Linked DNA regions of Homo sapiens: region 1 is linked to region 2. Evidence: read pairs that join two places in POLR2A ChIA-PET (ENCODE). Cell type or tissue: OCI-LY7. All regions are shown on one strand. Links, peaks and the distances in the headings refer to the core of each region. The heading gives the core; the rest is flanking DNA.

Region 1 (11,485 bases), core at 3,641-8,640, 180 kb before region 2:
CTCCCTCAGCTTGCAGGGAGGTGTGGAGGGAGAGGCGGGAGCGGCAACTGGGGCTGTGCGGGTTGGCACTTGTGGGCCAGCTGGAGTTCCGGGTGGGCGTGGGCTTGGCGGGCCCCACACTCGGAGCAGCCGGCCGGCCCTGCCACCCCGGGCAATGAGGGGCTTAGCACCCGGGCCAGCAGCTGCGGAGGGTGTACTGGGTCCCCCAGCAGTGCCGGGCCACGGGCGCTGTGCTCTATTTCTCGCCGGGCCTTAGCTGCCTTCCTGCGGGGTAGAGCTTGGGACCTGCAGCCCGCCATGCCTGAGCCCCCACCCGCACCCCCCTCCACCGCCTCCGTGGGCTCCTGTGCAGTCGGAGCCTCCCCGATGACCACCGCCCCCTGCTCCACGGCGCCCAGTCCCATCGACCACCCAAGGGCTGAGGAGTGTGGGCGCACGGCGGGGGACTGGCAGGTGGCTCCACCTGCAGCCCCAGTGGGAGATCCACTGGGTGAAGCCACCTGGGCTCCTGACTCTGGTGGGGACTTGGAGAACCTTTATGTCTAGCTAAGGGATTGTAAATACACCAATAGGCACTCTGTATCTAGCTCAAGGTTTGTAAACACACCAATCAGCACCCTGTGTCTAGCTCAGGGTTTGTAAATACACCAATCGGCACTCTGTATCTAGCTACTCTGGTGGGGACTTGGAGAACCTTTGTGTCCACACTCTGTATCTAGCTAATCTAGTGGGGAAGTGGAGAACCTTTGTGTCTAGCTCAGGGATTGTAAACGCACCAATCAGCACCCTGTCAAAACAGACCACTCGGTTCTCTGTAAAATGGACCAATCAGCAGGATGTGGGTGGGGCCAGATAAGAGAATAAAAGCAGGCTGACCAAGCCAGCAGTGGCAGCCCGCTCGGGTCCCCTTCCACACTGTGGAAGGCTTGTTCTTTTGTTCTTTCGCCCTTTGCAATAAATCTTGCTACTGCTCACTCTTTGGGTCCACACTGCCTTTATGAGGTATAACACTCACTGCGAAGGTCTGCAGCTTCACTCCTGAAGCCAGCGAGACCATAAACCCACCAGGAGGAACAAACAACTCCAGACACGCCGCCTTAAGAGCTGTAACAGTCACCCCAAAGGTCCGCAGCTTCACTCTTGAGCCAGTGAGACCACGAACCCACCAGAAGGAAGAAACTCCGAACACATCCAAACATCAGAAGGAACAAACTCCAGATACGCCACCTTTAAGAACTGTAACACTCACTGGGAGGGTCCATGGCTTCATTCTTGAAGTCAGTGAGACCAAGAACCCACCAATTCCGGACACACCAATACTTTGAGAGGCTGAGGCGGGTGTTCACTTGAGCCAAGTTCAAGACCAGCTCGGGCAACATGGCAAAACCCCGTCTCTACAAAAAAAATACAAAAATCAGCTGGGCGTGGTGGGGCCTGCCTGTAGTTCCAGCTACTCAAGAGGCTGAGGTTCGAGGATCACTTAAGTCCTGGAGGTGCTGCTGTGATCTTGCCACTGCACACCAGCCTGGACGATAAAGTGATACCCTGTCTCAAGGAAAAAAAAAAAAGAGAGATCAATTGCTGGGCGTGGTGGCTTATGCCTGTAATCCCAGCGCTTTGGGAAGCCAAGGCAGGCAATTGCTTGAGCTGAGTTCGAGACCAGCCTGGGCAACATGGTGAAACCCCATCTCCACTAAAAATACAAAAATTAGCTGGGCATGGTGGTGCGCTCCTATAATCCCAGGTACTCAGGAGGCTGAGGCAGGTGGCGGAGGTTGCAGTGAGCTGAGATTGCACCATTGCACTCCAGCCTGGGCGACAGAGCAAGTGGTACTCCATCTCAAAAAAAAAATAAATAAATAAAATAAAAATAAAAATAAATATGCAACTATCATAGATCCAGCCATTTGGTTCCTTATCTGAGAGAAATGAAAGTGTACGTCTACACAAAGACTTGTACACACATGTTCATAGTAGCTTTATTTGTCACAGCCAAAGACTGGAAACAACCCAAATGACCATCAATCAGTGAATGGACAAATAGAATATGGTCTGTCCATATAACTGAATGCTACTCAGCAACAAAAAAGAATGAACTACTGATACACACAACATGGACAAATCTCAGAATAATACGCTGGGTGAAAGAAGCCAGACAAAAATGAGTATATACTATACAATTTTATATACATAAAATTCTAGAAAATGCAAACTTATCTGCATGAAAGAAAGCAGATTAGTCTGGGCACAGTGGCTCACGCCTGTAATCCTAGCACTATGGGAGGCTGAGGCGGGCAGATCACTTGAGGCCAGGAATTTGAGACGAGCCCAGCAAAAATGGTGAAACCCCGTCTCCACCAAAAACACAAAAATTAGCTGGGCATGGTGGTGTGTAGTCCCAGCTACTCGGGAGGCTGAGGCATGAGAATTTCTTTCTTTTTTTTTTTTTTTGTGAGACGGAGTCACACTCTGTCGCCCAGGCTGGAGTGCAGTGGGACTATCTCGGCTCACTGCAACCTCCACCTCCCGGGTTCAAGCGATTCTCCTGCCTTAGCCCCCCGAGTAGCTGGGACTACAGGTGTGCACCACCAAGCGTGGCTAATTTTTTGTATTTTTAGTAGAAACAGGGTTTCACCATATTGGCCAGGCTGGTCTTGAACTCCTGATCTCGTGATCCGCCCGCCTCGGCCTCCCAAAGTGCTGGGATTACAGGTGTGAGCCACCACGCCCAGCCAAGAATTTATTGAACCCAGGAGGCGGAGGTTGCAGTGAGCCAAGATCACACCACTGCACTCCAGCCTGGGTGACAGAGCAAAGCACAGAAAAGGGGAGGGGAGAGGAGGGGAGGTTAGTGATTACTTGGGAAGCAAGGGAGGGTAGAATAGGCCACGCAACTCTGCCCTGGTCTTATCAAGAAGCATGCGCTTTCTCTCCTGGAATTTTTTTTTTTTTTAGATGGAGTCTCGTTCTGTCACCAGGCTGGAGTGCAGTGGTACAATCTCAGCTCACTGCAACCTCCACTTCCCGGGTTCACGCCATTTTCCTGCCTCAGCCTCTCGAGTAGCTGGGACTACAGGCGCCCACCACCACGCCCGGCTAATTGTTTGTATTTTTAGTGGAGACAGGGTTTCACCATGTTGGCCAGGATGGTCTCAATCTTTTGACCTCATGATCCACCCACCTCGGCCTCCCAAAGTGCTGGGATTAGAGGCGTGAGCCACCGCGACTAGCCCTCTCCTGGATTTAAATAGTAGCAGCTGCAGTGAGCATTTGTGGGCTTGGGATATTCAGTGGTCAGCAGCACTTCATTCCCTATGGAGACCTACCCTCCTTTGTGAGCAGTCACAGGAGAGTGGGTGACACACCTGCCCCCTACACAGATGTACAAACGTCCAGTTCTCCCCGTCTCTGCTCCAGCTGCAATCAAATGGTGGGCACATAATCCAGGCTAGGGCAGCCACATGTTCCCTCTAGGACTCGGCCGTTGAGTGAGCAATTTGGGGCTGAGAGGAGTGATGGAGGCTGTCCGGGCCAGGCGATCACAAAAACACATGAGGAGGGCCAGCTCACGCCTGTAATCCGAGCACTTTGGGAGGCCAAGGTGGGCAAATCACTTGAGGTCGGGAGTTCGAGACCAGCCTGGCCAACATGGTGAAACCCCGTCTCTACCAAAAATACAAAAATTAGCCAGGCATGGTGGCATGTGCCTGTAATCCCAGCTACTCGAGAGGCTGAGGCAGGAGAATCACTTCAACCTGGGAGGCGGAGGTTGCAGTGAGCAGAGATAGTGCCATTGCACTCCAGCCTGGGTGACAGAATGAGACTCTGTCTCAAAAACAAAAAAGGACATGAGGAAACTTCTAGGAGTTGTAACGATATTAATTATTTTGTTCTTCTTCCCCCCCCCCCCTTTTTTTTTTTTTGAGACAGAGTCTTGCTCTGTTCCCCAGGCTGGAGTGCAGTGGCATGATCTCAGCTCACTGCAACATCCACCTCCCAGGCTCAAGCGATTCTCCTGCCTCAATATCTTGAGTAGCTGGGATTACAGGCGTGCACCACCACACCCGCCTAATTTTTGTATTTTTAGTAGAGACGGGGTTTCACCATGTTAGCCAGGATGGCCTCGATCTCCTGACCTCGTGATCTGCCCGCCTCGGCCTCCCAAAGTGCTGGGATTACAGGCATGAGCCACCATGCCTGGCCAATTATTTTGATCATGGTGATGGTTTCACAGGTGTAGGCTTATATCAGAATTCATAAAATTGCGTGCTTTAAATGTGTACAGTTTATTGTATATCAACTATACCTCCAAAACACTCTTTTTTAAAAATATACTCACTCTGGCATTTTTTTGAGACTGAGAAAAGATTTTAATTACTTCCAATTATATTTTTCTGCCAAATAAGTCACCATGCAGAGACGAGGCAATGAGAAGCCTTAGTTATATTTGGCTTACATATATTACGCATAGAGCTTGGTGCCTGCCTCAATAAATAGCAGCGCTCCAGATATCATCTGACTGACACAGAGGAAAACTCTCTATTTAGACCAGAAGTTGCAAACTCAGAACCCTTTAGGGTCCAAGCAGGTGAAGCAAAGCAAGACAAGCGTATACAACATGTAATGGCAGAGACTATGGCAAAAAGAATTTATGTCCAATCTAAGTGCATTTAATTGCTGAGTGCTAAACAACAGACATTGGTGGCCTGAATTGGGCAAGTCCTGGGGTGTGGTCTTGAGGGACCTTCACTCTCCCTATAACTAGATACTCCATGTAAAATGGGTCCATGTAACTTAGTGATGTGATAGTGTATTAGTTCATTTTCACAATGCTGATAAAGACATACTGGAGACTGGGTAATTTAGAAAGAAAAAGGGTGGACTCACAGTTCCACGCGGCTGGGGAGGCCTCACAATCATGGCAGAAAGCAAAAAGCACGTCTTACATGGCAGCAGGCAAGAGAGAATGAGAGCCAAGTGAAAAGGGAAACCCCTTATAAAACCATCAGATCTTGTGAGGTTTATTCACTGCCCTGAGAGCAGTATGGGGGAAACCGCCCTCATGATTCAATTACCTCCCACCAGGTCCCTCCCACAACACATGGGAATTATGGGAACTACAATTCAAGATGAGATCTGGGTGGGGACACAGCCAAACTATATCAGATAGCAACAGCTGATCTTTTAGAAAATGCTTTTATTGGCGGGGCGCAGTGGCTCATGCCTGTAATCCCAGCACTTTGGGAGGCCGAGGCGGTTGGATCACCTGAGGTCAGGAGTTCGAGACCAGCCTGATCAACATGGAGAAATCCTGTCTCTACTAAAAATACCAAATTAGTTGGGCGTGGTGGTGCATGCCTGTAATCCCAGCTACTTGGGAGGCTGAGGCAGGAGAATTGCTTGAACCCAGGAGGCGGAGGTTTCGGTGAGCCAAGATCACACCATTGCCTCCAGCCTGGGCAACAGAGTGAGACTCCGTCTCAAAAAAAAAAAATTAAAAAAATTAGCTGGGCATAGTGGTGGGCACCTGTAATCCCAGCTACTCGGGTGGCTGAGGCAGGAGAGTCACTTGAACCTGGGAGGCGGAGTTTGCAGTGACCCTAGATTGCATCACTGCATTCCAGCCTGGGCGACAGAGTGGGACTCCGTCTCAAAAAAAAAAAAAAAAGAAAGAAAGAAAAAGAAAAAAAAAGAAAATGCTTTTATTTGGTGCTCCCAAGAACTCTGTGCACTAGATAGGATTATTTCCATTTTTCCAGATGAGAAAACCGAGGCTCAGAGATATCACCTAGGCTCCTCCCCAGGGCCAATGAAACAAAGACCCAGACTTACTTCTTCTTACCCTGGCCTGAGTTTTGTTTTGTTTTTTTTCCCCACCCAGCCACACCGAGATTGTATTGGCTTTGTTTATTTCCATGGGGTAAACCCATGGAAAAACCCAACTTTCTCTTCCTTTCTGAAATGACTGCTTCCAGGGGTCAGTGAAGTTTTGGAAGAAGGAGAAGGCGCACGGCCCCCTGGTGGATGCTCTCGGAACTCTAAGGGTTGGAGATACATACTTCTACCCACCTGCCCATTTCAAGTTGATATTTTTGTTTTTTATAAGTTCTCTTCTTAAGAAGTTCATCTGGCCGGGCACAGTGGCTCATGCCTGTAATCCCAACACTTTGGGAGGCCAAGGTGGGTGGAGCACCTGAGGTCAGGAGTTCAAGACCAATCTGGCCAACATGGTGAAACCCTGTTTCTACTAAAAATACAAAAATTAGCTGGTCATGGTGGTGTGCTCCTGTAATCCCAGCTACTTGGGAGGCTGAGGCAGGAGAATCACTTGAACCTGGGAGGCGGAGGTGGCAGTGAGCTGAGATCACGCCACTGCACTCCAGCCTGGGTGATAACAGTAAGACTCTGTCTCAAAAAAAAAAAAAAAAAAAAAAAGAAGAAGAAGAAGTTCATCTGTGTCCAAGAATTCTGAGATAATAATACAGGTAAATCCACTTTAAGAGATCCACTATTTAAGAACTTATTTTGCAAAATAGATTTGTTTATTCATTCCATAAATACATATAGCTGGTGTGTGACAATCTTAACAGTGAGTGGGGGCTGGGCGCGATGGCTCATGTCTGTAATCCCAGCACTTTGGGAGGCCGAGGCAGGAAGATCACTTGAGGCCAGGAGTTTGAGACCAGCCTGGCCAACATGGTGAAACCTTGTCGCTACTAAAAATACAAAAATTAGCCAGGCATTGTGGCGCACACCTGTAATCCCAGCTACTTGGGAGGCTGAGGTGGGAGAATCCCTTGAACTCAAAAGGTGGAGGTTGCGGTGAGCTGAGATGGCACCACTGCACTCCAGCTTGGGCAACAGAGCAAGACTCCATCTCAAAAAACAAACAAACAAAACAAAACAAAAAAACAGTGAGTAGGACTAACTCCATGCCAGACACAGCTTCAAGTGCTTTCTAGATATTCAAATATCTGTCAAAGATATGTCAAAAAAAGCAATAATTTAAGGTGGGTTCTGTTATGTCTTATCTGCTTGGTCAGCCACAGCAAAGTACTGTAGATTGAGAAATTTCTTCCTTTTTTTTTTTTCTTTTTGAGACGGAGTCTTGCTCTGTCACTCAGGCTGGAGTGCAATGATGCGATCTGGGCTCACAGCAACCTCCACCTCTGAGGTTCAAGCAATTCTCCTGCCTCAGTCTCCCAAGTAGCTGGGATTACAGGTGTGTGCCACTATGACTGGCTAATTTTTTTTGTATTTTTGGTAGAGACGGGGTTTCACCATGTTGGCCAGGCTCATCTTGAACTCGTGACCTCAAACGATTTGCCCACCTCAGCCTCCCAAAGTGCTGGGATTACAGACATGAGCCACTGTGCCTGGCTAAGAAATTTATTTCTTATAGTTCTGGAGGCTGGGAAGTCCAAGATCAAGGTGTTGGCAAGGTAGATTTTATTCTGAGGCCTCTTCTCTGGCTTGTAGACAGCTACCTTCTTACTGTGTGCTCACGTGACCTCTTCTACCTCTCTTTTCTTTTCTTTTCTTTCTTTCTTTTTTTTTTATTTTTTATTTTTTTTGAGACAAAAATCTCGCTCTTGTCCCCCAGGCTGCAGTGCAATGGCACGATCTCTGCTCACTGCAACTTCTGCCTCCAGGGTTCAAGTGATTCTCCTGCCTCAGCCTCCCGAGTAGCTGGTATTACAGGTGCTCACCACCACGCCCAGCTAATTTTGTATTTTGAGTAGAGACAGGGTTTCACCGTGTTGGCCAGGCTGATCTCAAACTCCTGACCTCAAGTGATCCGTCCACTTCAGCTTCCCAAAGTGCTGGGTTTACAGGTGTGAGCCACCCTGCCTGGCCCTCTTTCTTCTTTCTTTTCTTTTCTTTCCTTCTTTTTGAGACAGAATCTCACTCTGTCACCCGGGTTGGAGTGCAGTGGCGCAATCTTGGCTCACTGCAACCTCTACCTCCTGGGTTCAGGTGATTCTCCCATCTGGGCCTCCCACGGGACTACAGACGCGCACCACCACACCTGGCTAATATTTTTTTTTCTGAGACGGAGTTTCACTATAATTTCCCAGCCTCAGGTATTCCTTTGGCAACATCTATGGCCTAAGAGAGGTAGGGTGAGGGTGGAATGGTGGAATGGGTGGTCTCTTCTCCAGGCCTCCTTTAAATGGACACCTTGCCCTCTAGTGTACCTCACCCTCTTTCCCCACCAGCATAAACATCTTTTTTTTAATTTAAGAGATGACGTATTGCTATGCTGTTTGGGCTGGTCTTTGAACTCCTGGCCTCAAGCAATCCTCCTACCTCAGCCTCCCAATGTGCTGGGATTACAGGTATGAGACACCAAGCCCAGCCCATCTACAATGCCCAGCTCACATAAACATCTTGATTCAACATACAGAAAACTTCAGGAGGGCATCAATTTTTGAAGAGTCAAGGTGGTCCTATCTAGAATCAACCATAAAGGGAAGGGAGGGAGGAAAAGATGCCTGACACATTTAAGCACTTGCCCTGTGCCACTGTGTTTAAATTATTTCATTCATTCATTCATTCATTCATTCATTCATTCATTCGGAGGAGGAGGAGGAGGAGGAGGAGGAGCCCCATGAGACAAAAAAAAAGGGCTCACCAAACCTATTTCCTCTTTCTGAGCACTGACTGGGTTACAGTTCCTAGCCCCCTTGCAGCTAGAAAGGGACATGTACTTTGCACTGTCAGTGGGCAGAAGGGATGTACCCGCCCACCAGGGCTGGTCATAAAACATCCAGTCTGATCTTTCATGCTCTGTCTGTCTCCTGTCCATAAGGATGAGGGCAAAAGAGTTTAAGATGGTGGAGCCTTATTATGCAAAGGAACCCAATCCCAGCGTCCACTGGAAGAAGACTGCCCAGGACTTCTACCTTCCCGGGAACATCTGCCCAGAGTCCACCAGCTGGAAGAAGACTGCCCAGGACTTCTACCTTCCTGGGAACATCTGCATCAGACTCTGTGGGGTAGGGAAATAAACCTTCATTGTGTTCAGCCAGCGAGATATTTGTCATTGTTACAGTAGTGAGCCAATCCTGATAAATACATGGTATTTGATAGACCCATTTCACAGAACGGGAAAACAGAGGCTCAGTAGATGGAGCTCACACTACTCATAAGTAGTACAACAGGGATTTGAACCAAGCTCTGTCTGACACTAGATATCCCTTTCATTGGTTCTTTTTCTGTTTTTGTTTTTGTTTTTAAGAGATGAGGTCTCGGCCGGGCATGTAATCCCAGCACTTTGGGAGGCCAAAGGGGATGGACCACTTGAGGTCAGGAGTTTGAGACCACCCTGGCCAATATGGCAAAACTCCTTCTCTACTAAAAATACAAAAATTAGCTGAGCATGGTGGATCATCCCTCCAGCTACTTGGGAAGCTGAGGCAGGAAAATCGCTTGAACCCGGAAGGCAGAGGTTGCAGTGATCACACCACTGCACTCCAGCCTGGGCGACAGAGCAAGACTCCATCTCAAAAAAACAAAACAAAAGAGATGGGGTCTTACTCTGTCCCCCGGCCTGAAATGCAGTGGTGCAACCATATCTCATTGTAACCTTGAACTCCTGGACTAGAAGCCATCCTCCCGCCTTGGTCTCCCAAAGTGCTAGGATTACAGGCATGGGCCATCACATCTGGCCTCATTTGCCCTTTTCTTTCTTTAAACAACTTTTTTTTTTTTGAGACAGTCTCACTCTGTTGCCCAGGCTGGAGTGCAGTGACGCAATCTCCCCTCACTACAACCTCCCCCTCCTGGGTTCCAGTGATACTCATGCCTCAGCCTCTCAAGTAGCTGGGACCACAGGCACAGAGCACCACGCCTGGGTAATTTTTGCATTTTTAGTAAGAGATGTCATCTACTCCACTAGAGCCACCGTGCCTGGCCTAAACAACTTTTTTTTTTTTTTTTTTTTTTTGAGACGGAGTCTTGCTCTGTCGCCCAGGCTGGAGTGAAGTGGCACGATCTCGGCTCACTGCAAGCTCCGCCTCCTGGGTTCACGCCATTCTCCTGCCTCAGCCTCCCTAGCAGCTGGGACTACAGGCGCCCGCCACCATGCCCGGCTAATTTTTTGTATTTTTAGTAGAGACGGGGTTTCACTGTGTAAGCCAGGACTAAACAACTTTTTAAAAACTGCATAAGAAGCTGGCACAGTGGCCGGGCGCGGTGGCTCACGCCTGTAATCCCAGCACTTTGGGAGGCCGAGGCGGGTGGATCCCGAGGTCAGGAGATCAAGACCATCCTGGCTAACACAGTGAAACCCCGTCTCTACTAAAAATACAAATAAATTAGCCGGGCGTGGTGTCGGGCGCCTGTAGTCCCAGCTACTCGGGAGGCTGAGGCAGGAAAATGGTGTGAACCCCGGGAGGCAAAGCTTGCAATGAGCCAAGATTGCACCACTGCACTCCAGCCTGGGTGACAGAGCAAGACTCTGTCCCAAAGAAAAAAAAAAGAAGAGAAAAGAAAAAGAAAAAGAAAAAAAGGAAGCTGGCACAGTGGCATGCACTTATAGTCCCAGCTACTCAGGAGGCTGAGGCAGGAAGATTGCTCAAGCCTAAGAGTTCAAAGTTGTAGGATGCTATGATCGCACCTGTGAATAGCAACTGCACTCCAGCCTGGGAAACATACCGAAACCCTATCTCTTAAAAAAAATACCATAAGCTGCATAAGGAATATGTACAGTGTTTCACGTGAATGCAGCCTAATTCATTTAGTCAGTTTCCTATTCCTGCAGGTTGTTTCTGTTTTTTTCCCCACTGTCATAAGCAATCATTCCATGAATATCCTTGTAGCTAAAGATTTATGCATAATCCTTCATTGTTTCTTTGGGATAAATTCTTAGCAATGGAATCTCTGGGTCAAAGTGCTTGCACATTTTTTTTCTTAGGCTTCAGAAATACATATAGCAAATAAATCCCACGTCCTTTCTATTGCCCTATGCTGGTTCCCAAGCGGTTGGCTGATGACTGGGAGGTGCCTTGAGGTTTCTTTGACGTCTCTGGCCTCAGCTGTAGGACAATGGGGAAGTGGACCCAGAGCTGCTGGCTGCATGTGGGTCTATGAAATCAAGGAAGGAAGAAGTCTGCTGGGGAAGCAAGCCCAGCTGACCAGAGGGTCTTTTTTTTTTTTCTTTTTTTCTTTTTTTAAGAGACAGAATCTCACTCTGTTGCCCAGGCTGGAGTGCAGTGGCATGATCATAGCTCACTGCAGCTTCCATCTCTTGGGCTCAAGTGATCCTCCAGCTTCAGCCTCCTAGTAGCTGGGACTACACCCCCACACCTGGCTAGTTTTTTTATTTTGTATTTTGCAGAGAAGGGTCTCACTGTATTGCCCAAGCTGGACGGGACTTAGCCATTTTTGTATAGAGAGCATGAAAAGGGCTTCTTTTTCCAGCTCCATTCATTCATTCAAAAACTTATTAAAGATTATGTATTATTTGAATAGCTAAGCTGTG
Region 2 (11,430 bases), core at 1-5,000:
GGTTGCAGTGAGCAGAGATTGCGCCACTGCACTCAAGTCTGGGCGACAGGGTGAGACTCCATCTCAAAAAAAAAAAAAAAAAGGAAATGTTATCCTGGCAGTGGGTCATTTTAATTTTTCTGTCTTTGTTTTCATAAGAAAATTAAATTCCAGACAGAAGGAACGTCGTTATTTTGTCATTCTCACTTCTGTGCAGGTTTTGGGGGGAAATACCCACACAGGGCTGTGAATGCACCCTGGATTCCAGTTGCTAATCTTCAAAGCCCTTAAAACACTCCCTTAAAACTTTGGCAGAGAAACAGCAAATACTCTACTCGTCTCGGAGGGTTGAGTGGGTGGCTGCAGTTAAAGCACACATTAGACTTCCCTTCCAGTGCTCGTTTGCTCCCCGCTGCCTGATACACTTAGGTCCGCCTCTTATTCTGTTTTCTCAAATACCATGGTTTAGGGGTTTTCTAGGAAGTCTGCTGCATTAGGCATGGCATGCTCATGAAATTTCAGCAGATTCCTTCCTCACTGATCTGAAGTCCTTTTTCCTCACAAAGAGACTGTGTGTTACTAGAACTCCCGCTTTTTAATAACTCTTTTTTCTAGTTTGAGCTAATGAAGATATGACAGTAAAGTCTGTCCAAAGCCTAGTGTGTTCCATTGCTGTTATTACAGTGCATACGCTTTCTGAATGTGACAGTGACAGCTCCCCGCATAGGAACGGTTCGGTGGCTTGGGACTAAGCTACTGTCTGAATTACTTTTGTAGCAGGCTCACAGGCCTTGGGTAAACAGGTAAGTTAGGTCACCCACAAGAAAAACAAAAGTACTCGTTCTCTGTGAGGGTGGAGGGGAAGGGAGTTCCATTTTGCCAATCAAGTGTTAAAAATAGAACCTGCTGTGTCTGCTTAGCAGCTCTCACGTTACTGCTCACCAGATCCCATGTTGTGTGTACGTTTCTGTTTTGTAAAGCCTAGCGTTTACGTCAGAGCCTGGGAATGCAGCACTCGTGTCTATACATGGGAGTACATGCCTTAGGGACATCATTTATACAACCCCCTTCTCTACAGAGCTATGTCAGCGGTACAGGCTCAGAAGGAAGCCATCTCGGTCTCTTTCTGGTCTTCAGTGCACAGTGGCCAGGACAGCCTCCCCCACTTCACCGAATCACATTTCTTCAGCAGTTTCCAACAGTGAAATCATTTCTAGGACAATGGCTGCTAACACGTGTCAGCTGAAGCACTGCAGATCGAGTCATCCAACTCAAGCTTCTTCCTCTTATTGGAAGGGATAAACCAGGTAAGACTTTTTAATCCAGAAATTATTCCTATTCCCTGCAATGTATAGGGTGCTTTCTATCTGCAAAACTCTAAACTCAAATTTCTGCAGGTTCAGATTCCAACTGTCTCATGCGCAGAGACTCTCCCATCACAAAATTCTTCCCGCTCCAGCCATCATCTGTTTCCTCCTCAGCCTTTCCCTTGAAATCCAGAGCCCTTTCCTGTCCGTTAGAGGCAATCAGTCATGTTTCAGTGAAGCTTGAGGCACTGGGCCCCCCAGTGAACAAAACCAGACATCCTGACCCCCTACTCCTGCGGTCTGTGCAGGGCTTGCTTTAGCATGCTTGGCTTGTGGGGAGGGGGTGTGGCAGCCATTCCCACACAAGGTCACGCAGGGATGCCACAGTGCGTTCAAGAGTAGAATCCACAGCCTTCTCTCCGTAACTCTGGGCCTTGCTGTAAATAGCAGAGGCTTGGGCTGGGGATCCTGTATCACTGGACGGGATGTGCCAATGAAGAGAAGGCTGAGAAGCAAGTTGGTGTAGGAGAAGCCCAGTGCTCCTGGTGGACACAGGCCTGCATTCAACCAAATGTCTGAAGACAAGCGAAAGCCTACAGCCCCAAGCGCAATGATCTTTCGTCACTACAGGTTTCAGAAGTCTTACCGCACGGAGCCAGTGGTTAGCAGGTGCTTGATACAAACATCCTGCAGGGAGGCTGTGAAGATTCTAACTGCAGCACTTACGGAGGAGCACTTTAGCGTGCGGTAGATTTCCTAGATAACCTGAGGTCTTAAGAATTCATGCGGCAGACTCCGCTTCGCTTCTGGTTCCTTTCATTTGGAGTCTGCCTAACCAGTTTTTCTCTTAAGTTCCAAGACATCTTCTTCCTGTTGAGTAGAACCTGTAAAACACGCCACCTGTCTGCAGGCGAACAGAGGCTCTGAAGGTTCCAAAATAGCTAAGCCCACGAGCTGTCTCCAGCCCCCATGGAGTCCTGGGATTCTCACCAGATCCAAAGATGACAGGAATGGGAACCAGTTAGGCAGAGGAAGCAAGACTTGAGAGACTGGGAGTGGGGAAGCCGCCAGGCAGTGGGCAGCAGGCCTGCGCTTGTGAGGAATGGGAGACAGGAAGTGGGTGTCCACAGGACAGAGACGGAGGGGGACAGCACGATGGTCACTGCATTCAACCAAATGTCTGAAGACAAGCGATCCAGCCCCGGGATCCCGACACCAGTTGCTCTGTCTCACCAGAGAGCCTCTCTCCAGGCGGACCACCTGTCAGCCTGCTACTGCCACCTTTCACTCTGCCCACCTGGAGCTGCTGGAGTGTAGCCACCACGTGAGCTTCTAGCTTTTGTGTTTGAGCCTTTGCCATTAGAGATTGAATTTCCTCACACCTGCGGTTGCTGTCGTGCCTTGATGGGGTTTTTATCCCCAGGCAGATAGTAACATATCCTGTGACAGCTCCCTGGGGAAGGCGGAAACCAATTTCAGAGAAAGAGGCTGAGCGCTTGCTAGTGCAGGGAGGAACTAAGATGACGAAGCATCGCACGGATGAGTCGTGGCCTTGCCGGCTTGACGGCGGGTAGAATGCAGTGCCACCCTCCCCAAGACCACCATCTGGCCAGGAGCCCCGGCCCCACCTTTCCTCCTTCGCTTGTGCCTCCTGGCACTTCCCGCAGCCCTCCCCTGTTGAGTGTAGGCGTTCTGCCCGGGGCAGTCGCTGTGAGAGAGGCCATGGCCTGGACTAGGGTGATGCGAAGAACAGAACTTGCTACCAGATTGGATGCAGGGTTGGGGACTCCACAGTGACTCCACACTTCTTAACCTGAACAATGAATTGCCAAAATAGATAACAGAAGAAATTGGGGAAGAAGAGTTGTTCTAGCCAATAGAGCAGCTAAAGCCAAAAAAAAAAAAAGTCTTCAGTGATGTAAAGCCTTGCAGAGTATGCGAGATGACCTGGACAGTGAGAGGCAGGAGGAAGACTGCTCTGTGGTGCTCTGAGTGTGAAGGCATTTGTCATGCGCATCCCCCACACAGCCACCATGGGGCTCTGGTTAGGGATGGAGCCCCCTGAGTCCGAGCTGCTTCATCTGAAATGGGGATGAAGGTGCCTCATAGAAAGTATTGAGTAAATATGAGGCGCTCTTCTGGTTTACTGTGTTCTCATATATTTCACACACAATGCTCAGAGAGTTGGAATACAGTTAAAATCATTAGATCTGTACGCTGTCATTATTCAAACCACCACAGCTCCCGGTTCATCATTAGGAATACTGGTTCTCTCCCCTCTGCTGAGGGGTGATTTCCCCCATCCAGGGTCTTGAAATTTTCTTCTACACACTGAAAGCCTTAGCACAAAGCTCCATATGCAGAGGGGGATGGTGGGTGACCCTGCCCATGCAGTTCCTCATTTTGGCTTCTTAAGGCCAAGAAGATCAACCTCTACCCAGATTCTGCACACAAACCAGTGTTGACGTTTTTATTTTTCTGTACTTTTTTTTTCCATAATAAACACTGCATGTGCCCTCTTTAACTTCAGTGTACTTTAAAGTCTTACTGCTTGTTTTGAGGGAAAAGTTTACTACACTGTGAAGCTCCCATTCTGTCAGTCTTTTGTGGGCCTGTATTAGTTGATACATCTAGGTTTTTCTTGAACACCCTTGGAACAAAAGACTCATGGGCCAGGGCCGGGCTCGGTGGCTCACGCCTGTAATCCCAACACTTTGGGAGGCCGAGGTGGGTGGATCACCTGAGGTCGGGAGTTCGAGACCAGCCTGACCAACATGGAGAAATCCCGTCTCTACTAAAAATACAAAATTAGCCGGGTGTGCTGGCATATGGCTGTAGTCCCAGCTACTCGGGAGGCTGAGGCAGGAGAATCGCTTGAACCTGGGAGGTGAAGGTTGCAGTGAGCCGAGATCGCACCACTGCACTCCAGCCTGGGTGACAGAGCGAGACTCCTTCTCAAAAAAAAAGACTCATGGGCCAAACTCCTATCCTGTGTTAAAATAAAACACAGTGTCATTCTAAGCCACTTGGCTCAGGTCAGTCCACTGAATAGGAGAGGGACAGTAGCCAGACTAGAGAGAGTGAAAGAGGAGATTCCAGCCACGCATTTGGAAAATTCTCAGTCCTCCAGGACACAGTGAAGCAATCAGGGCTGAGGCACCGTCTGATGAAGCAGATCAATAACTGGTGGGATGACCCATGACCCTCCCCAAAAGTCGCTGATGAAGGAGCTGATGCTACCTTGAAGGGATGGGCCCGGGCTTCGTCCTCAGCCCTGTCCTGTCCCACATCCCTCTTGATCATTTGGCCAGGGACACAGTTGCCAGGCTTCATTTGAGGAGAACGTGAAGCAAGGAGAAGGGACATACTCATGACCTAAAGAAAGCTCAGAGGCCTGGGGTGTCAAAGCAGATCTGGGGAGATCTGCTGGAGAGAGCCCCAGCCAATGATGGCCACACACCGGGTGTCAGTCATGCCTCCCAAGAGCCCTTTAATAAAGGCAGGTGCCATTACTGTCACCATTGTCACAAAGGAACTCGCCAAGACCCCAAGATCACAAATTGCTAAGTGGCAGAATAAGCTCTAAACACTGTCCCTAATCATTATATTCCATCCTCATCCCAGGATTAGAAATGATCTCCACCCCAGAAAATACAGGTAAGGCATAAACACTGATGGCTCTAGGGCCTACTCTTAGTTCCAAATACATTTAAATCCTACTCTTAGTTCCAAATACATTTAAATCCATCCACTGCCTGTAGCAAATAAAGATTCTTGCAACAGCGTCTGCCTGGGTCTCCCTAACTGCAGAGTGTGTTCCATGCTGTGGGCCAGAATGGTGGCCTGTCATCTCAGATCTTCAGTCTCATTATGTAACGGCAGATTTTATCATCCATTTTATGTACCCAAAGTTTCAAGGGCAGCTAATTTGCCCCAGATCTTCCTGCTTCCAGAGACTGAGCTCATTGCCCAGATTATGAGAAAATAATCACAGCCAGGTTTTGTAGACACGACTTGTTTAGCATACATACAGAACTGTGGGGAGTTTCTGTAAACAGGGAAGGACCATGCAAACAGCATCGTATTGGAGATGGAGATCCACCAACCCTAGTAGGTGGCAGGAAAGAGCTGGGGTTTTGGCTGCCAAGCCCTGGGCTGACCCAGCTGCTGTCCAGAAGGGGCATGCCGACACCTTCCTCTCCAATAATGCTGCAGCAGTGTTGACCATTACTCATGAGAGGGTATCACCTCACACAAACTAGGAGTTCCTAGGAGGAGGGGACCAGGATGCATGCCTCCTAGCAAGCCAGGCTTAAACTAGAATCTTTGAGGCATTCAAAGCAACTGGATTTCATTGTTAAAATTATGACTACCCTATTGCTGATTGATTTTTTTTTTTTTAAGACAGGGTCTTACTGTGTTGCCTAGGCTGGAATGCACTGGTGCAGCCATAGCTTACTGCAACCTCCTACTCTTGAGCTCAAGCAATCCTGCCTCCCAAAGTGCTGGGATTACAGGCATGAGCCACCACACCCAACCCACTGCTGATATTAAAACAAGCCATAAAAACATAAAAACAACTGTCAGCTGCTGTTCTGATCCCCAGTAATACTGGGCTGTTATTCAAATCAATCCTCTGGCTAAAAACAACTTTAAAATATACATGAAATACAGAAAATACCATGTATAAGCCCTGCCTAAATCTGATTTCTGAAATACACAGAGGGCAGACTCTAAACAGCCCAGCTAAGGCCAAAAGAAATAAAGACAAATTTCAGCTGCTGCCCACCAGAGGAGGATCAAAGGGTTTTTTTTGCTTGTGTTTTGCCTTTTCTTTTCTTTTCTTTTTTTTTTTTTTTTGAGACTGAGTCTCGCTCTGTCACCCAGGCTGGAGTGCAGTGGTGCAATCTCGGCTCACTGCAAGCTCCGCCTCCCGGGTTCACGCCATTCTCCTGCCTCAGCCTCCAGAGTAGCTGGGACTACAGGCGCCCACCACCATGCCCGGCTAATTTTTTGTATTTTTTTTAGTAGAGACGGGGTTTCACCGTGTTAGACAGGATGGTCTCGATCTCCTGACCTCGTGATCCACCCACCTCGGCCTCCCAAAGTGCTGGGATTACAGGCGTGAGCCACTGAGCCCGGCCGCCTTCCTTTTCTTAAATTTGAGACAAAGTCTGTGTCTGTCACCCACACTGCAGTGCAGTGGTACAATCATAGCTCACTGCAGCCTTGATCTCCTAAGCTCAAGCAATCCTCTCAGCTCAGCCTCCCAAGTATTAATAGCTGGGACTACAGGCACATACCACCAACTACTTGGGAGGTTTTTATTTGTAGAGATGGGGTCTTGCTGTGTTGCCCAGACTGGTCTCAAACTCCTGGCCTCAAGCCATCCTTTCGCCTTGGCCTCCCAAAATGCTAGGATTACAGGCATGAGGCACTGTCCCTGGCTGGAATCAAAGTTTTAAATCTTGAGTTCAGCCGTTAAATGCCTGCTGTAAAAAAAACAAAACAAAACAAAAAAAAAAACACTTCACCAGATTTTCTGCAATTATATAATTCAAAACTGCTATACATATGAACAAGAAAATGTGATCTATGCTCAAGAAGCAATTGACAGAAACTGACTCTGATATGACTGACATGTTGGAATTAACATTCAAGATGTTTAAAGTAATTATAACCATGCTCCAGGATGTAAAGGAAAATATGCTCATAATGAGCAAATAGGAATTGTCAGCAGATAAATCATGACAAAAAGAACCAAATAAAAATTCTAGAACTTAAAAATACAACACATGAAGTCAATTCACTAGATAGGATTAACAGCACATTGGCAGATTAAAGAATCATTAAACTGGCAATAGAGCTGGGATTAGTAAACCTGTGAGGGGTCAGGTAATATTTTTAGCTTTGTGGGTCAAAAATCCCCTTTATAACTACTCATTTCTGCCATCATAGTGTGGAAGCAAGCAGCCACTGTAAATGAGAATAAACATTCCACCTGTGGCCAGTTTCCCAAACCCTGAAATATCCAATCTAAAAAACAGAAAAGATACAGAAAAAATGATCAGAGCCTCAGTTATCTGTGAACAGTGTCAAGCAGTCTTAACATATATATAGTTGGAGTCACAGAATGAGGGAAGAGAGAATGAGGCAGAAAGGTTTAAAAAAAAAAATGGCCAAATATGGGGAAAGAGTCAAGAAACATGGCAAATCTCAAGCAAAATAAATAAAGGAACATCACACCCAGGGACTTCATAGTCTGAAAACTAAACATAGAAAGTCTTGAAAGCAACAAGAAAAAAAATGACACACTGCATAGGGGAACAACAATAGATTTACATGAATTTCAGCAAAATTCTCATCAGAAATAGTGAAGACTAGAGGACAATGGAATGACACCTTTAGAAAAAGTAAAATGTGTCAACCCAGAATTCTATATCCAGTGACAATATCTTTCAAGAATGAAAGTGAGGGCCAGGTGCAGTGGCTCATGGCTGTAATCCCAACACTTTGGGAGGCCAAGGCAGGAGGACTGCTTGAGCTCAGGAGTTTAAGACCAGCCTGGGCAACATAGAACCAATCTCTACAAAAACTACAAAAAAAAATTAGCCAAGTATGGTGGCATGCACCTGTAGTCCTAGCTACTTGAGAGGCTGAGGTGGGAGGATGGCTTGAGCCCAGGGGTTTGAGAGTGCAGTGAACTAACTATAGGCACCACTGCAGTCCAGGCTAGGTGACAGAGCAAGACTGTCTCAAAAAAAAAAGAAAAAAAAAAAAAGGACAACTCAAAAATTGGGAGGAAGTATTTGTAAATCATATATCTGATAAGGATTTAGTATTCCAAATATATAAAGAATTCTTGGGCCGGGCGCAGTGGCTTACGCCTGTAATCCCAGCACTTTGGGAGGCCGAGACGGGCGGATCACAAGGTCAGGAGATCGAGACCATCCTGGCTAACACGTGAAACCCCGTCTCTACTAAAAATACAAAAAATTAGCCGGGAGCGGTGGCGGGCGCCTGTAGTCCCAGCTACTCGGGAGGCTGAGGCAGGAGAATGGCGTGAACCCGGGAGGCGGAGCTTGCAGTGAGCTAAGATCGTGCCACTGCACTCCAGCCTGGGCGATAGAGCGAGACTCCGTCCCAAAAAAAAAAAAAAAAGAATTCTTACAACTCAACAATAAAAAAGACAATCCAGTTATTTAAATGGGCAAAAGATACAAATAGAAATTTCTCCAAAAAATATATACAAATGGGCTGGGCGCGGTGGCTCACATCTGTAATCCCAGCACTTTGGGAAGCTGAGGTGGGCAGATCACGAGGTCAGGAGATCGAGACCATCCTGGCCAACCTGGTGAAACCCCGTCTCCACTGAAAATACAAAAATTAGCTAGGCGTGGTGGTGCGTGCCTGTAATCCCAGCTACTCGGGAGGCTGAGGCAGGAGAATCACTTGAACCAGGGAGGCAGAGGTTGCAGTGAGCCAAGATCGTGCCACTGCACTCCAGCCTGGCAACAGAGCCAGATTCCATCTCAAAAAAAAAAAAAATATACACACACACACACACACACACACACACACACACACACACACACACACAAATGACCAATAAGCACATGAAAGGGATGTTCAGCACCATTAGAGAAATGCAAATCAAAACCACAGTGAGACATCACTTCACACCCACTAGGATGACAATAACTTTTTAAAGACAATAACAAGAGTTAGCAAAGATGTACAGAAAATGGAGCCCTCATAACATTGTTGGGGTCGGGCAGGGTGGCTCACACCTGTAATCCCAGCACTTTGGGAGGCCAGGTGGGCAGATCACTTGAGGCCAGGGGTTCGAGAGCAGCCTGGCCAACACAGCGAAAGCCCGTCTCTACTAAAAAATACAAACATTAGCCAGGAGTGGTGGTGGGCACCTGTAATCCCAGCTACTAGGGAGGCTGAGGCACGAGACTCACTTGAACCCGGGAGGTGGAAGTTGCAGTGAGCCAAGATCGCGCCACCACACTCCAGGGTGACAGAATGAGACTTCATCTCAAAAAATAAATAGAAATTTAAAAAAAAATTAAAAAAAAAACCACCATTGCTGGTGGGATTATAAAATGGTGCAGCTGCTTTGGAAAATGGCTTCACAGTTCCACCAAAGGTACCATAGTTACCATATGATCTAGCAGTTTCATTCATAGTTACAGTTTACAAGAATTAAAAATCTGTATCTACCAAAAACTTATACATACATGTGCATAGCAGTATTAATAACCAAAAAGAAGAAACAACCAAAATTGTCATTAACTGAACAAAATGTGTATGTGTACAGATTATTATTCAGGAATGAAATGAATAAAGATGAGGACCATAACCTATACTGTATATTTTCTTATGCATCCTAAGCTAGAAACCAGGGTTACCTTTGGAGAGGGAATTGGGAGTCATAGAGGCTGCCTACAATTTTGAACACATACCAATATTTTTATTCAAAAATTAAAAATTAAAATCTTCAAAATGTAACACTGCTGTAAACTCTTACCATCAAACTACATAAGCAAAACTGCAACACGAGAAATCGATAGAAATAAAAATGTAATTGAAGAATAACACAATTTCTTTCAGTCTCTGACAATGCAAGTAGAAAAAGAATGTGTATAGAGAGAAAAAGCTCATAGTGCCTAAGACAGATCGATCATCTGTTCTCCCCAGCACCACTAATGAAGTTCTCCCTTTTCTTCCGGAGTGATACCACCATTCATCCAGCTGGACAGGACAGAGCCCTTCTCCCTCCATCCCCATGACCAGGAAATGCATCACTGACTCTTGTTTGTTTAACCTGCCTGCCATTCCAGGGATCCATCCATTTCTTTCCATCTCCTGTCTCCACCCAGATCCAAGATACCATCATCTCCCTCTTGGATCATTACAGGAGCCTCCTAACTCTCCACTCTGACCAACCTCCTCTTTCCACACCTCCTCACTGCGCTGCACACCACAGCCAGAGGGGATCTTTTCAAAACAATTTTTTTTTTTTTTGAGACAGAGTTTCACTCTTGTCGCCCAGGCTGGAGCACCGTGGTGCAATCTCGGCTCACCGCAACCTCCGCCTCCGGGTTCAAGCGATTCTCCTGCCTCAACCTCCCAAGTAGCTGGGACTACAGGCATGCGCCACCACACCTGGCTAATTTTTTGTATTTTAGTAGAGGCCGGGTTTCACCACGTTGGCCAGGCTGGTCTCAAACTCCTGACCTCAGATGACCCACCGGCCTTGGCCTCCCAAAAGTGCTGGGATTACAGGCATGAGCCACCGCACCTGGCCTCAAAACAAATATTTTCAGACCAGGTGTGGTGGCTCATGCCTGTAATCCCAGTGCTTTGGGAGGCTGAGATGGGAGGATCACTGGAGGCCAGAAGTTTGAGGTTGCAGAGAGCTATGATTGTGCCACTGCATTCTAGCTTGGGTGACAGAGAAAGACTCTGTAAAAACAAACAAACAAAAACATTTGTACACCATCTCTCTGAGTCAAATGCGCCAAAGGCTTCCTTGTCACTTCCAGGACAAGGCAGAAATCTATGTGACCCATAGGACTGTACCCGAGATGGCTGTCCGCCTCTCCAGCTCATCTCACGCCGTGTTCCCGCTCCGTCCTCCAGCCATTCTTCCATTCCTTGAAGACCATGCTCTCTCCCACCACAGGGCATCTGCACAAGCCATTTCCCAGGCCTGGGCTGTCCATCTCTAGGCTCTTTGTCTCATTCACGCCAACTCATCCCTCAGATCTCAGTTCAGCTGTCACCTGGTCAGGGAAGCCTTTTGTGACTCAGCATTCCAGCTCAGGTTCCTCTATTTTAGTCTCTCCTAGAACTCTGCTCCTCTCCTGCGTTGCACGCATCCCATTGAGGCTGCGATGTGATTAGTGTCTGCCACTAGCACCACCAGCACTAGCTTGCCTGCAAGGACTGTGAAAAAAGGAATTGTTTCTGCTCACCCACTGTTTCTCCCAATGGTTTGCACAGTATCTTAGATATAGTAGCTGCTGCAATATGAATGAATGAATCAGAATAAAATTATCAACATTCGTTCAATTTTATTAATCTCTACCATCATACAAAACATAACCTTTTCAGTTCTCATGGACTCTTGATG

What was found. Peaks named below come from ENCODE experiments on the same cell type or tissue, not always from the same donor. Only the 100,000 strongest peaks of a DNase experiment are listed, where the experiment ranks them.
Region 1: POLR2A ChIA-PET joins it to region 2 with 7 read pairs; 3 of 35 experiments call an interaction of 5 or more read pairs at or near these places.

Annotation. Positions count from the first base shown.
Region 1 is chr12:120,939,270-120,950,754 of GRCh38, reverse strand. No RefSeq gene overlaps it. Among named protein-coding and RNA genes, the nearest start is that of HNF1A-AS1, 27 kb to the left of the region's middle. In OCI-LY7, for the core only: CTCF peaks have their summits at 5,810 and 6,016 (motif pointing left); a DNase peak (open chromatin) is centred at 6,034.
Region 2 is chr12:120,751,247-120,762,676 of GRCh38, reverse strand. It overlaps SPPL3 (signal peptide peptidase like 3), which reads left to right. Exons shown (of 11, transcript NM_139015.5): 11 at 1-167. Among named protein-coding and RNA genes, the nearest start is that of ACADS, 31 kb to the right of the region's middle. In OCI-LY7, for the core only: a CTCF peak has its summit at 2,194; DNase peaks (open chromatin) are centred at 1,936, 2,176 and 2,626; H3K4me3 peaks cover 346 bases; H3K27ac peaks cover 729 bases.